Linked DNA regions of Homo sapiens: region 1 is linked to region 2. The links are chromatin loops, found by intact Hi-C in ENCODE. Cell type or tissue: gastrocnemius medialis. All regions are shown on one strand.

Evidence for each region. A loop is a pair of places that touch in the nucleus more often than their neighbours do. Peaks named below come from ENCODE experiments on the same cell type or tissue, not always from the same donor. Only the 100,000 strongest peaks of a DNase experiment are listed, where the experiment ranks them.
Region 1: it touches region 2 in a loop (3-fold over the local background); 3 of 110 quality-filtered maps call a loop at or near these places.

What each region holds. Positions count from the first base shown.
Region 1 is chr10:58,332,894-58,337,893 of GRCh38, forward strand. It overlaps UBE2D1 (ubiquitin conjugating enzyme E2 D1), which reads left to right and starts at 2,113. Exons shown (of 7, transcript NM_003338.5): 1 at 2,113-2,332. The coding sequence starts at 2,309. RefSeq lists enhancers at 1,777-2,277, 1,876-2,170 and a silencer at 1,978-2,497. In gastrocnemius medialis, a CTCF peak has its summit at 1,976; DNase peaks (open chromatin) are centred at 2,048 and 2,938; H3K4me3 peaks cover 3,173 bases; H3K27ac peaks cover 3,356 bases.
Region 2 is chr10:58,511,738-58,516,737 of GRCh38, forward strand. It overlaps BICC1 (BicC family RNA binding protein 1), which reads left to right and starts at 1,135. Exons shown (of 21, transcript NM_001080512.3): 1 at 1,135-1,596. The coding sequence starts at 1,407. LOC124902427 (a long non-coding RNA gene) reads right to left here and starts at 315. Exons shown (of 2, transcript XR_007062147.1): 1 at 1-315. In gastrocnemius medialis, no CTCF peak of the experiment used is centred here; DNase peaks (open chromatin) are centred at 1,054 and 2,104; H3K4me3 peaks cover 4,082 bases; H3K27ac peaks cover 4,552 bases.

The DNA of each region.
Region 1 (5,000 bases), 180 kb before region 2:
TCCCCACCCCATAGGATTTTGATGTTCTGCTTGTGAGTAGGGATCTTGTCTATTTTCTTTATCATGTGTCTTCAGTGCCTGGCATATAGTAAGCATTAAGTAACATTTTTGAATTAGTTATGCAGTTGATCACAAACTATGTTTTGAAACTACATCCTGGGAGAAAGAGTAGGAGATTAAATAACACACTGAACTACTATATGTTGCACATGTATTTGCATGTTGCAAAAATGTGTGTGAAATGTTTTGAAAAGCTTAAAGCAATTTTTTTTTTTTGAGATGGAGTCTCACTCTGTCACCCAGGCGGGAGTGCAATGGCTCCATCTCGGCTCAGTAAAACTGCTGCCTCCCAGGTTCTAGCGATTTTCCTGCCTCAGCCTCCCAAGTAGCTAGGATTACAGACATGTGCCAACACGCCTGGCTAATTTTTGAATTTTTGGTAGAGAAGGAGTTTCACCATGTTGACCAGGCTGGTCTCGAACTTCTGACCTCAGGTGATCCACCTGCCTTGGCCTCCAAAAGTGCTGGAATTACACGCGTGAGCCACTGTGCCCAGCCCATTTAAAGCAATCTTAAAGTGTAAACTATTATTGCAAGATACCAACGTAGATTTTTTTAATAAGTGTTAATTTCTCTTTTGTTGGGAGGTAAACTGCCCTAGGAAAGACAAAAATAATCTTGTAAGCTTACTTTTTAGGTTTCTTTCTATTTATAAAGAAGAGAAAAAAATCACCATTTTTTGTGCAAATCATAGACCTTTGAGTTAGAAGGGCACCAAAAGTTTCAGCTCTATTCCCTTTAAACAAATACAACATTTATTGCATTAGTTATGGGTGAGGAAATTGAGGCTTAGAAGGATTTGAAGATTTGCTCAAGGTGGAGATTCTCAAAAGTGTCCTCAGATACCTGCATCCTAACTTCCTGGGAAGTTTGTTCTAAAGTTTAGACTCCAGAGCTTCACCCAAAACTTACTGCTAAATTAAATCCTTTAAAGGAAATCTGCATTTTTAGGATCTCCTCTTATGCCTTCCAGCATAGTGCTTCTCAAACCCTAATGTTCATCTGAATCACCTAGGAGTCTTATTAAACTGCAAAGTGTGATGTAGCATGTCTGGAGTGGGGCTCAAGATTCTGTTTTTGTTTGTTTGTTTTTGTTTTTCAACTTTTATTTTAGATTTAGAGGCCACATATGCAAGTTTGCTACCTGGGTATGCTGTGTGATGCTGACATTTGTGGTATGAATGATTTTATCACCCAGGTACTGACAATAGTACCCAACAGTTTTTCAACCTTTGCTCCCTCGGTCCCCTCTCTAGTAGTCCACAGTGTCTATTTGTTGCCATCTTTATATCCCTGAGTGATATGGTTTGGCTGTGTCCCCACCCAAATCTCATCTTGGCCAAGAAGCCAAGTTTTAATGGGTACACAAGTGCATAGGAATTGGAGAGTGGGGAGCGTGAGTTGACTATTGGTCAGGGACTGTCAACGGAAGGGAAGGAACCAATGATGGGAGTGAGAGCCCAGAACTCGGTGTTCGAAGTGGGTAATTTATGGGAGGGGCATACCTACGAGCAGACAATGCACTCAGACAAGGAAGATTTGCACATTGGACAGAAGAGACACCTTTTTCCTCTGCAATAAGAACCAAGGAGGTAAGTAGGGGGTCTGATATGAGTTTGTGCATGTGTGCAGGGTGAGTGAGACAATCCATATATTTGAGAAAAGACAGTGAAATCTTTAAAGGTAAAAATAATAAAACCAGCTGTGGCACCTATTGGATAAGGAATTACTAACTGATGATTTAGAAATTCCTTTATGTGCGTTAGGAGCTCATTTGTTATCCCCATTTTACAGATGCGCAGCCCCAGGTTCAGCAATTTGCTCTAAATGAGACTGTAGAGGCTAATTCCAGCCCCCGGCAGCTCTCACCTTAAGCTGCCTGGCTGAGGTCAGCAGTAAGTTACCTGGCAGCGTCCGGGGGCCTGCAGCCGAGGACAGGGCTGGAACTACACTTCCCAGTGTGCCAGGCGGGGCGGGGCGCGGCGGGGAGGGCGCAGGCTCCTTCCCAGAAGCAAAAGCGGAAACAAAAGAGTCTCGCCGGCGTCCCCGCCCGCACACTCGCGCACACTCGCGCTCGGGCGCACACGGAGCAGGGACCGGCGCCCGGAGCGAGCCAGGGAGCGGCTAACCGGGGACCCACCGCGCGGAGCCAGCCTAGCTGCCAGCGAGCCCAACCCGCGACGACCCACGCCCCTGAGCCCCGCAGCCGACCCCTGCCGGCCGGTGTCCCCACCGCCATCCCTGACCCATGGCGCTGAAGAGGATTCAGAAAGTGAGTGCCGGGGCCGGGCCTGGGGCTGCGGGGCAGCGGCCCCCTGCCCACGCTGACTCGGCCAGTGGTCCCGAGAGACATGCGGGGAGAGCAAGGGATGGAAGGGTGGGCCGGGGTGCGGGCAGGGAGCTGAAGGCTCGGGCCGGGCCAGCGGGCATCGGACAGGTGAGGTGGGAGCAGGGTCAGGTCCCAGGCGGCCGGAGGAGCTTGAAGGCTGGGGGCCCGCGCGCGTTCGCGCCGGAGCCGCTCCCGGAGCCCCAGGGTAGAGAGCCTCTTGCGCGTCCAGACCGTCCCGAAATCTGTGCTTCACGGTCACGGCCGGGTTTTGCCCTCCATGGGGCTAGTTTTGACCCCTGTCATGCTGTGTTTTCTCCAGGCTGTTTCTTAAGCCTGTCCTCTTTTATGTTCTTGCTTACCCGGCCTCCCCGGGAGGGCAAGGAAGGTGGGGTGGGCCTGCAGCCTTTCTCCGCGGAGCTGTCGGGTTGGTTCTTTCTCTCCTCTGCGGTTGGCTCTTGCTCAGTTGCCCGAATGGGCTGGAAAGCCCATTTGCGGCCAAGAAGTCAGGAGAAGGCTCCTGCCCCTTCTATTTTGGTGCCTCTGCTGCTGCCACTTCAGGTCACATAGCTGTAGCGAAAACATAGTTGCTGATACACAACAAGATGACCTCCTGGCTGTGATTCACGGTGAGTCAAGCCAAACAGGTTTTTTTCCCCCTCATGATAAACTTAGATGTAAAGTTCGAGACACAACATAAACTGTCGCAAATAAATTGTTTTGATGCTTTGACACATGGGTATAGAATGAGGAAGAAATATATATCTTCATCCAACAACTGTTTACCCATCTCAACCCTGTGTATGGAATCGTCTTTTTTTCACAGTATTTATTGCCACCATTTCAGATGCGAACATCCTTCAGAATTCAGATTCGGGCATTTCTTTCTGTTCATTTTTATTTCTTGTTGGTCTGTGTACTGACCCAAGTTTTAGGTTTTACAGTTACAGTTCACACTGGCAACATTGAGAATGTGTTTGTTAAATAGGGAGTGCTTTTCACTAAGTTAAGCAACAATGGACAGTGTATTTTGTAGTTGTTTCAGAAGAAATTGATGCCCACATTTTTATCCACTTTTTTGACCAGGAGTCCATTATAGCAATAGTATATGTTAGAGCAGTGATAGTGACGTACGCATTGCATTCTGACTCGCCACTGGTGACATCTTTAGGTACAGAGGACAGCAACTTTTAGAGCCTGCCAGTTTTTTATTTTCAAATTCTAAATCTGTGGATCACCTGTTATTTTTTGTGCCATTTAAAGGTCATCTCATTGTAAAACATACAGTTAACAATCAGCATCAGCATTTATTAAGTAATAATGTTTTCTTGTTTGAAGGTAGCGCAATTACACATTGTTTTATATAAATACCCTAATTTTGAAGCCTTAGCATCTTTACCATACCTTGCATACTTATTAATGACGAAGTAATATTGGTTCACATTTGGATCAGAAAATGCACATCTTCCAAGGAAGTTTTCAAATTCTATTTCCTTCTTTCCTAGTTGTGAGAATTTTTCACATGATTTTGCACATACAAGAGCTTTTTAAATTTCATTGTGTTTTTTTAAGAGATGGGGATCTCACTATATTGCCCATGCTGATCTTGAACTCCTGGCCTCCAGAAAGTCTGGGATTACAGACACAAGTCACCATACCCAACTAACAATAGCTTAAGCTGTATAATTTGTCCACAGTAAGTGGATATTCAAAGAAATATGAACATTATTTGTAAATACCACCCTTGGCAGTTCTCATCAATCACCATGCTGAACTAGTGTATTTGATTTATATTTATAATATGGCGTGTGTCCAAATCTTTTTAGTATTTATTGGTTATTAGTTTATAGAATTGTTGAGTAAAAAAAAAAATTACTTACATAGAATTGATATCAAACATGTGACAAATTGATATTTTGGAAAAGAAATTGGGGATGACACACCATCACATCTCTGTGTGTTCATTTTTGGCTTCCCTTTCTGATATCAGGAAAATCGACTTACACAAATCTTCTTTCCATTAATCACACATTCAGACCAATCCCTCAAACCTTAGGGGTGATTATTTTGATTGATTCCCTACTTTTCCTCCTCCTTTACCTACCTCCTTGATTAGAAGCCAATTCTAGGTTAGATGTGCCGCCTGCCGTATGAACAGTTACACCATCTTCTTTGATGTCATCAGTATAGAATTCTTATTTGAATCTTTCATGTTCCAACAAATGAAGATGTATACTAACTTTTGGCCTTTCTTCTTAAGCTCACTGAAGTATTAATATAATTTTCCTGTACCTATAGATGGTGGCAGGCCATAGAGTTGTGTGGAACCTCAGATAAGTCTGCTGTAGTGTAGTAGAGGGTACAAGCAGGGGAACAGCTTCTAAGGCAGTGTCTTAGAATCACCTGTGGGACGTTTTCAGACTGTCATCACTTCTATAAATGGAGAGATGTTGAATCCCTCAGATCGGTTGGGGTGGAAAGAAGACTGAGGACCACTGATGTTCTGGCCTGTCCTTATTCAAGGAAGGATCCAGAGGCCTGGAGTGGAGGAGTGCTTTGTCCAAAGATAATCTCTTTTTTTTTTTGAGATGGAGTCTTGCTATGTTTCCCAGGC
Region 2 (5,000 bases):
TCTGTGGCGCAGTGACAAACTGCTATCCCCATCATTCCTCCCCGCAAGTCTTTGTACTTTGGGTCATAAAATAATAGGCTATGAATCTGTGTGAACTGGGAAAACAGAGTTCCAAGGGCACACCCAGTACGAGCGAGTCTCCTCTTCCCCCGCGCTTCATATCCAAGCTTGACAGAGGCCGTGGGTGGGCTGGCCCTCGGCAGTGAGGCTCAGAGGTTACTGGCCGTCATCTGTCAGAGACTGACCTTGAAAACAGAGAAAAGCCCTCAGTCCCTGACAAGACAGCCCTGCCCACGTGCCAGCTGGATCCAGCTCGCCAACACAGCGATCTCCGAGCCCCTTTTCTACTTAAAAAAAAAAAAAAGTCTGCTGAGTCCATTCCTTGAGAATCACAGAGAAAACAATTCCTTCCTTACTCCATTCAAGAAAAAAAAAAATTCCCTTTCTCAGAATAAAAAGAGTAAGCCTCTTGTCCACCTCTCGTGCAGCGGGCCACTTTGCTGGGAGGAGACGAGGTGTCTGGGTTTGAGCCCTTCCTGGAGGTATGAACTACATGCGAGCCACGTCCATGGCGATGCCTGCGAAAGACGGGCATGATTTCTTCTCCAAGCCTTCTTTTTCCTCTTCCTCACGTTCGAGCTTGTGGAACCAACTGGGGCTGTGAGTTTCAGGGTGTAGGGTATGTATGTAAACAGCGGAATTGTGTATGCGCTTAGTGTGCGTTCAGGACTCTGCTGTGCTTGAACTTGGCGTGTTTGTGTTTGTGTGTTTGGAGGATTATGAGAGCATGTAGGGGGAAGAGATTTGTATGTGTAAGTGCAGAAAAGTAGTAGTGTGTGTGATGTGTGTGTGTAGACAGGAATTACGTGGATACTCCATGTGCGTTCAGGAGTGTGTGTGTTTGAGGAGCTATGAAAGTGCATGTATGGAAAGGATTTATACGTGTAAGTGCAGAAAGTGGCAGTGTGTACGTGGTGTGTGTGTGCGCGCGCGAGTGTGTGAGCGCCAGGGGCCGCCCGCCCGCCGCGGCTCCCCGTGGGCTGGCCGGGCCAATGAGCGCGCGGCTGTAGGGGCGGCGGGCGGGGAGGGGGCGCCGAGCCCTGCGGATGGAGGCGCGGGCAGCGCGGCGCGCTCATTCCGCGCGGGCGTTGCTGGCGGGGGGCGGCGCAGCCACTGGACCCGGACCGGGGCCGCGACCCGGGGTGGCGGGTGGCGTGGGCGGCGCCCGGGGCTGGGATGCGCCGGGGGCTCAGTGGCGGCGGCGGCGTTGGCGGTGGCGTCGGCGGCTGCAGGGGGACGAGCTAGCGCCGCGGCGCTGGGAGCCAGTTGAGCCCGGCCGGCGAGCGGAGGCGGCAGCGCAGGCAGAGCGGCGGCGGCAGCGGGAGCCCGAGCGCTGCGCGCCCACCATGGCCGCCCAGGGAGAGCCCGGCTACCTGGCGGCGCAGTCGGACCCCGGCTCCAACAGCGAGCGCAGCACCGACTCCCCAGTGCCCGGCTCCGAGGACGACTTGGTCGCCGGGGCGACCCTGCACAGCCCGGAGTGGAGCGAGGAGCGCTTCCGCGTGGACAGGAAGAAACTTGAGGCCATGTTACAAGGTAGGCATCCCTCGTGTTCTCGGACTCTCCGACTGAGCCTCTAACTCCTTTTCGGACATCCCCACCGCGCGCTCCGGCGCCCGCTACTCCAGCCTACGGCCGGCCGGTTTAGCTCCAGGCCCGCTCCCCCGCGGAGCCGGAGGACACCCAGGGACTGGAGACTTCGCGGGACTCCCCACCCTTCCACGCCTCTCAGATTTCCAGGCGCTGGGGGCCCTGTGCGAACTTGACTGGCTTCAGAAAAGCCGAAGGCCGAGTTTGTACTGGCGCGCCCAAGTTGCGTTCTGGACTTTGGAGATGCCAACTTTAGCCCGGACACCTGGGCTGTGCCATCCGGACCACTCGGGCCGCACAGAGTATGCGTGACCCTCCCCATTCCCTGGCAGCCTCGAGTTCTGTCTCTCTCCGTCTGTTTCACTCTCTCCCCTTGTCAGTATCCACTTCCTCCAGCTGAGGGGCCTTGTCTCACTATTGGGAAACGCTCTGCAGATGTCAAGGCTTAAGACAGGAGCTCCCGCCCCCACCCCTGTGGTCAAGGAGGGCCAGGATCGGGGTGAGCAGCCAAAGCGAGGGGGGAGTGTGGAGGCAGTGCTGCTGTGTTTGAGGACAGTGTTCATCTCTTGACAGGCTTATAAAACACATCTTGAGTTACATTCAGTCCATAAAAATCTTCCTATGCTATGGGTGTCTGACTTTGTCTTTCACAACTTAGAATTATTTTTAACTCTTTAATTTCTTTGGGACTTTCCCAGGTAGAAAATCTTCAACCATACTGGACCGAAAACAGATTCTGATTTATAATACGAGTGTTGGAGTGAACGTCAAAACGTCCAAGGTCATTTTGACCTTTCTTAAAACAGATAATTACTAGCCTACCTGTAGCCACCGATGTGGCTCATTTCCCACATCCAAAGAGAGAAATGAGTTAGTTTGAATGACTGTTATTCTTAAAATACGTGTACGGGACCAGGCGTTAGTCTCACTTAGGGCGCTGGTGAAGATTCATTCAGTAGCTAGTGTTCTTTTATCATGGAGGAGTTTGGAGTTTTTCAAACGTTATTTGTGGCTTTATGCATAACTTACTTTGACTTTATCAGTCAATGCATCGCAGTATGGGAATGATTTAGCCCTCTGTGGAAATGCAGTGGCTTTTTAGAACAATTAAGCAGGTTATTTTAAGAGAGAACAACATGTTTTCCAAAACAATAACTTGGTGGAAACAAATAGCAAGAGTGTTTGGCAGACGTTTTTTGGATGTGCTACAGGCTTTCCTCCCTTGTTGCTTATTTTTATTGACAAACATCCCTAATGTGTGTCATGTCTTTCTCTGTCTCTCCCCTTCCCTCTCTTTTTTTCTCAAATTATGTAACTTTTGAGGACAGTTACTTCTGTGATAAACTCTTCAAGTAAGACCGTTATAAGATAGATTTGGAAATTAAAGCCCCAGTTGCATTTCAGTAACTCATTTCAGTTATTTCGTCTGTTCTGTGGTTCTTTTTGCCTAGTTTATGATTATAAAACAAAATATTAAATTTATGTCAGGCATATATTGTGAGATCGTTTGGAATGAACTGATAGTAGCACATACTCATCCTTTTCAACCAGCTTTCAGTTTTCTACATTAGTTTGGAGTGATATGAAAGAATGATCTGTTTCACCTGCGCACAAACAAGTAAGGACAGTGATGTTAGCTTCTGGGAAGTTCAAGTGTATAACCTGAGCTTTAGAAGTGAATTTCCTTTTTTGATTTAATTCATTTTCACTTCGAATAAAATGAAATTTTGAGGAGACTTTTTGAAAATTTGAAGGCTCTTTTGTATTAATAGATGTGATACTACGATCTGAGACGGTTTGAAATTGCTTTGCAGTAATAGTTTCTTTTACAGAAAGTCTTAACATCTCTTGAACAACCGATATACAGTCATGCAGTCCATGCTTAAGGACTACGACTGGGATACCTTGTTAGAAATGTGTCCTTAGGCATTTTCATTGTGCAAACATCATGGAGTGTAGTTACACAAACCTAGGTTGTGTAGCCTGCTACACCTACTACCTAAGCTATATGGTATAGTCTATTGCTCCTAGGCTACAAATAATGTTACTAGGCTACAAGGCGTGTTACTATACCCAATACTGTAGACAGTTGTGGCACAGTGGTATTTGTGTATCTAAATATATCTAAACATTGGAAAGGTAATGTGTTATGTTACTATGGCTATGACATCACTAGGCGATAGGAATTTTTCAGCTTCTTTATAATCTTACGGGACCATTGTAGTGTATGTGGTTAGTTGTTGACCAAAACACAAGTGTGAGCACTGGGATCACTAATACCTGGGTTCAAAACTCTGTAGGATCTCAGGAAAGTTGCTAGGCCTCTCTTTGCCTTCAGTTTGCCCATCTGTAAAATGGAGCTGATACTAGGACCTTTTAGGTTTTGGGAGAATCGAAAGAGATAATGCCTAACAAGCTAACATTTGCCCACAGTGTTTGGTCAATGATAAGAACTTAATGAATATCTGTTGTTATTATTAATAATAAATATTGCATCATGGATTAAAAGGATTTCCAGTGCCTACCACAATGTATGAAATATAGTATATACTTAATAAATAGTTGGGGAACAAAATAATTTTGCAGGTTCATAATTGCAGAAGTAAAATAGAAACTAAAGAAGTAAGTCTATCAAGTCAATAAGCATTCTAATATTGTTAGATATTCTTGGGTGGAAAGCTTTTTATTTGAAAAGTGCCAAGTAAGTAAAGTCTGTATTTGAGTTTTCAATTATTGTGAATTTGGGTGTGCTATTTTTCTATTTACAATTGACTTAAAATAGGTACAGGTTTCCAATTTAAATCAGGATAAATAAGATTATCTGCCTTTAAGTATTCAGAGTGCAAATTGGTGATTATAATGCTTGGAATTTGTTTCCAGAGAGACTGTCCTGGGGGCAAGTTAATCTTTAATGAGTTGTATTTTTATTAGTAGATAAATTCTTCTACGCAATGGACCAAAAATTCAGTGAGGTTAATATATGGGCAATAGGGTAGTAGTCAAATAAATGAAATACCATTCTTAGATGATCATTAAAACTTAAAAGAATTGTTGCAGATAAAAACCACCAGGCCAACAATGTAGGGAAATATCACTCTTTTTTCATGGTTTTTTACTGGCAGGTTGGGGTCTAATTACTACTTCGAAACAACCATGCAGAGTATCTGATGTTTTTGCTGTAAGTGAAGATTATCAGTTTTATTAGTTTACAGTTTTATAAATGGAAATTTATTTTCAAGTTTAGGTTTTTGATGGGTGTGGTAAGTCTTGGAATGAATACCATAGACAGCATTTTTAATGATAAAGAAAATCCTTATATAATTTCTTTATTTAATACTGATCTTCAAATG